Regions from separate parts of the Homo sapiens genome. Here region 2 is linked to region 1. A link is a contact called in ENCODE Hi-C or POLR2A ChIA-PET data. All regions are on one chromosome and are shown on one strand. Each heading gives the region's core, a stretch centred on a gene start or an enhancer-like site at or near the end of the contact. The rest is flanking DNA. Distances are from core to core; before and after follow the strand shown.

The links. A loop is a pair of places that touch in the nucleus more often than their neighbours do. ChIA-PET counts read pairs that join two places held with the same protein, here RNA polymerase II (POLR2A). Pooled maps may share reads with other maps.
Region 2: a loop to region 1 is called in a map of naive thymus-derived CD4-positive, alpha-beta T cell, with 5 times the contacts of the local background. The contact joins the promoter of SCARB2 here to the promoter of PAQR3 in region 1. A Hi-C loop is called at or near these places in 1 of 168 maps with a recorded cell type or tissue (naive thymus-derived CD4-positive, alpha-beta T cell) and 6 of 50 pooled maps. POLR2A ChIA-PET finds 5 or more read pairs at or near these places in 1 of 52 experiments (activated CD4-positive, alpha-beta T cell).

Annotation. Positions count from the first base shown.
Region 1 is chr4:78,938,185-78,940,690 of GRCh38, forward strand. PAQR3 (progestin and adipoQ receptor family member 3) reads right to left here and starts at 1,254. Exons shown (of 6, transcript NM_001040202.2): 1 at 856-1,254. The coding sequence starts at 1,040. RefSeq lists silencers at 784-853, 944-1,433.
Region 2 is chr4:76,212,572-76,215,077 of GRCh38, forward strand. It overlaps SCARB2 (scavenger receptor class B member 2), which reads right to left and starts at 1,253. Exons shown (of 12, transcript NM_005506.4): 1 at 856-1,253. The coding sequence starts at 972. It also overlaps a transcript of FAM47E not described here. RefSeq lists silencers at 654-1,058, 972-1,591.

The sequences.
Region 1 (2,506 bases), core at 4-2,503:
AGCGACCTGGAGCTAACCAACACCTGTATCTTAATTCTCCTGAAGCAGAGGTCCTGTATTTTAGTACAGGTAGTAAGTTTGGACAGTTACTCCAAGAACTAGAATAGTTATTTTTCAGTTTTGTTTTTTTAAAACACGGATTTTCAAGGGACTGTGGTTTTAAAGGTTTAAAATGATAAAGAAATTTCTTTCTTAGAGATGCTTCTGTGGTGCTCTAGTGGAGACTGGGTGCCCGTTATGAGCTCTCTTTACCACAGTACTTTTCCTACACAGCATTTTTTCCACAATGGTTATTATGTAATTGTGTAATTATCTATTTAATGTCTGTTACCCAGGCTACACCTTAGTAGCTTCATGAAAACAAGGGCCATGTTTGCTTTTTTTTCTGCATGGGCTCCATAAGTATTTGCCAAATGAATAAATCTCGGGTGTATATGTTAACTTGTTTCCTATTATACAGGCACTTATCTGGCCCAAAGCTACTGAATTCCCACAGTGTTGCTCTAAAAAGAAAGGTATACACCGGGCAAATATGGCTCAGCCCCATTTCAATATATATCTCAATGAGCCGAACAAACCGAATAAAGGATGTAAAAGCCCTTTGTAAAGAGCAAAGCGTCATAGGAGAGCTGTAATTATGATCACTGTTACTATCATGATTATTCCGTGGACCAAGTACCCCGGCCAGGTAAGGGGAGATAACGGGGGAGGAGAGGCGGCAAAAAGGGATGAAAAGGATGGGGCGGCGAGGAAATGATGGGCAAGCAGAAAGGCGGGGAAAGCAGAAGGGGGACCAGACAAAAAGGGTGTAGGTGAGAGAAGGGGGCACTCCAGGCGGAGGCAGCCAGACCGTACCTTTTGATACACAGCCTGGACGGCAGGTAGGCCCGGTAGCCGTCGGTGATGTACGGGTTGTCCTTGAGGGACCCGGGGATCTGCTCGTAGGTGTACAGGCGGATGCCACGGGGCACCAGGACCGGCCAGTACTGGTAGCTGCCCAGCTCGATGTAATGCGCGCTCTTCAGCAGCTTCTGATGCATCGTTCCCGGCCGCCGCCGCTCCCCGGCTCGGGAGCTCCCCCAGGTCCCGCCTCCCCGGGGAGGGGGCTTCGCCGCTGGCGCCCCCGCCCCGGAGCCCGCGGACGCTGCGCGAGGTCCTACCGCGCTGCCGCTGCTGCCCAGGGCCCGGCTCTGCGCTCACACCGGCCACTGCCGCCAGCGCCGCGGCGGACCCGGCAGCGTCGCAGCCTCCTCTGACGTCAGCGCGCCGCGGCGGCCCCGCCCCTCAGCCCTAGCTGGGAGGGGCAGGGTGCTGGGGCGCGCCCGGGTGTGCTCGAGCGTGCGCTGGCGGCGGCCCGGGCTCCCGGGCGTCTCTCACGCTGTGTTTTGGCGGCGCCTGGGGTCTTCGTTTGCATATGAGAAGAGCCGAAAGCACAGAGCTACAGGCGAATACAAGTGGATTTTTTTTCTTTTTCTGTTTTTTTATTAGAAGTAATAGTTGCTGCATTTTGAAAAATCAAGAGGAAAAGAGTTAACAGGAAGAAAAGTTCGAGGTAATTACCGTTTAGTTTATGCTTGGAATTACACACACTTAGTGTCAGAAGGGACTTTGAGGATTTCTAAGCTGAAGTCAGCTCTTAGCACGATAATTGGAAAGAGAGGAAACCTGATGCACGTGGAACATACACCAGCATCGAGCACATCCTGAGCCATAAAGGAAAGCCCCCGTGCATTCAAAACTCCGACCCCTTTCAGCGTTATGTTCTCTGATCACAGTAGAATTAAACTAGAGTAACAAGAAAACTAAAAGTCTCCACGTCTGGAATAGGAGCAATACACCAAATATTTCAAGGGCTGATGAAGAAATCACAATGGAAATGAGAATATCTACTTAACTGAATAATATAGAACATATTAAAAAATCCTGTGGAGTGCGGCTATAGTAGCGTTTACAGGAAGTGTTGCAGCTTTGTTTCTGGCTATTTACTGTAATGCAAGTGTTTACTTATAATGGCAACAGGGCAAAACATCAGTTTGAGTACCGTATGTGTATAATAGAACGCTTAGTCCATTGTTTGGCATTGTAAGGGCAAGAAAAATATCTTGTCCTCACTTATCACAAGGTTCACAGCTGACATTCCTATGAAAAAAATTAAGAGAAGCCAGGCGCAGGTGGCTCATGCCTGTAATCCCAACATTTTGGAAGGCCGAGGCAGGCGGATTGCTTATGCCCAGGAGTTGGAGACCAGCCTGGGTAACATAGTGAGACGCTGTCGCTACAAAAAAAACCAACCAAACAAACAAAAAACAAAAATTAGTCGGGTGTGGTGATGGGCGCCTGTAGTCCCAAACTATTCTGGGCTGAAGTGAGAGGGTTGCTTGAGCCTGGGAGGTCGAGGCTGCAGTGAGCCATGTTTGTGCCACTGCACTCCAGTCTGGGTGACAAAGCGAGACTTTGTCTCAAAAAATAAATAATAAAAATTAACAAGAAAAGGGATAATAAATTC
Region 2 (2,506 bases), core at 3-2,502, 2.7 Mb before region 1:
TGCTCCAGTGATTATTTTTCTTTTTTAAGGAAAAAATGATCCCAGTAATTCTCTTTTGTTCCTCTTTTGACACAGCTTGGTGGATGTGGGGGAAAGGGCAGATGAAATGACCAGTGAAATCAAAAGATGAAGTCTTCTTAAAGGACTGGCTCTCCAGCCCAATCATCTAGAGGAAGAGACAAGTTCAGATTCTTGTAGGGTATCTAAATGCATCTGTGCCTGAAAATTATGGCCGTTTGAGAAAAACAAGAATTCATGGTGAGACAAAGCAACACAGACTGTTGGTACAAGATACAAAGCCACTAAGTCAGCGTTCAGCAAAGACTGATGGATGAATTGTCACCCAGCCTAAAGGACTGGCCCAGCTACCAACTGCCCCTGCCCAGCCCAAGAGGGCAAGAACACAATAGACCGCACACCCACGTCTCATCCCCAGGCGCACACCACTTCAAAGGCTACAGCAAGCAGACAACATAACCTGCCTCTTCTGCGGTGTCTTTCATTCAGTTCTGTTTCTTCATGAAGTGGGAAGGAAACAAGTTTGGGCCCACCTGAGATTGGGGTGTAGACGGAAGGAGTGGGGAGAGATGCAAACGACAGAACACAACCGAAGGCCTTTTTAAAAGTCAGGATCCATAGCCTTACTTATCACTGTAAAGGGAACAGAGTCGGCTCCATCCTTCCTCATCCTTCTTTAACCCTCGCCTACCAAGCCCTGGAAGACAGGGACGCAAGAAGAGCTCTAGCGCGGAGGGTCTGCCTGAGTGCTGGTCTTTCCCATACAAGATGTAGCAGCAGGGATGGGAGGGTGAGCTGGACGACTCCACAACACACACACAGCCCGCCCCGCCTCACCTTCTCGATACTCTGGTCTACAGCCTTCTGGAAGACCCGGGCCACCAGCAGCGTGACGCTGGTCACCAGCAGGAGCAGGGACAACGTCCCCGCCGTGTAGAAGCAGCATCGGCCCATTCTGTGCGCCGCTCACGGGCCGGGCCGGGCCGCACCCGCCAGGGATCCAACTGCAAGGAGGGAGGAGCCGCCGCAGAGGCGTCGAAGACCCGGGACCCTTCGGCGCCACGCCCACGCCCTCCCGGCGCACGGTTCGTGCGCGCAGCTCTGGGCTCCGCGGCCTGGCGAGCGCGGCCCCGGGTGCACCGGGCGGATGGGGCCGCGGAGGGACGGGCCCGGACTCGGTTTCGGTTTCCTTCGCCGGGCAGCCGTGGCGCCCGCCTAGCGCAGCTCGGGAGAGTGCAGGGAGCGCGCAGGGACGTGACGTTCGCGGGCCGGGCTCGCCGCAACCCCGCGAGGCAACCGCCGGCGACTGCGCGGGGAGGCGGGCGGGGGCGGAGGCCGCAGTCATGTGCCCTGCGGCGGCGGCAGTGATTCGGCCCGCGCCCTCCCCGGCCGGTCCCCGGTGGCCCTGAGTGGCTGCGGCGCCTGAGCCAGGCCCGGCCTGGCCGCTCCCAGCGCCCTGCACCGCAGGCCCAGCGCTCGCCCCACCGAAATTGCCGAACCTGGTTCACACACTCATTTACTCATTCCGCAGATAGGTCTGAGGGCCTCCCATGGGCCACGCGCTGGGGATTCAAGGTGGCTGGGACATTCCCCTGCTCTAGAGGCGCTCGCAAGTTAGCGGGGACACCGTTACCGCAATTACAACACAATGTAGCAAGTGCTTCTACCAGGTGCCTGCTGAGATCATGCCAGCAAGCATGTTCTGCCTGGATGACCTAGGGCCCCACATTGAACTGGGGCCTGGGGGATGCATAAGTTTGTCACGTAAGGGGCATGTGCAAGAATGGAAGATGTGCAAAAAAGGGAGGAGGAGGCATTTCACGGAGAAGGAAACGGTGAGCAAAGGCATTGGGGGTGAAAGAGCAAAACCTGTAGGAAGCAAGAAGGAAGTTCCTTTTGACTGTAGGCTCAGGTGTTCAGGGGGTGGAGTCGGAGGTGTTGAGGCCCCAAGAGGTCAGACTTTGAAGGGCTCTTGGTATCCTGTTAAAGATGTGGAAGTTGGGAAGGAGCTTAAAGCAGGCATCGCTGGTGTTCTTGCCTGCTTTGCTCACTGTGGTGTCCCAGACACCCAGGACCAAGACCTGCACACAGCCAGGACTCAAGAAGTGTTCGTTAAATGAGTGTTTCTTCTACGCCAGCCCTTTACTAGTTTCTTTGCACAGTTCTACTCATTTAATACCCTTGGCAGTCCTATGAATAGGAGGTTGTGTTTGTCCCAGTCCTCCAGAAACAGTCCCAGATGGGGGTACTATGCAAGAGAGTTTTGAGGGAAAACAGGGAGCTGGACCTGGGATGCAGGTGTGATCCTTGTGAAGGAAAGAGGCAAGCAAGGAAGGAAGGTTGGGTGGAAGGAAGCATTTGATATATATACAGTCCATGTATAAAAAGTTCAGCAAGGCCATTGGGGTGGGGAATCCTTTAGCCAAATGGGCTTGTCCCAGAAGTCTGGCATCTCCCAGAAAGAGGCCCGCCTTAGTATCCCTGCTGT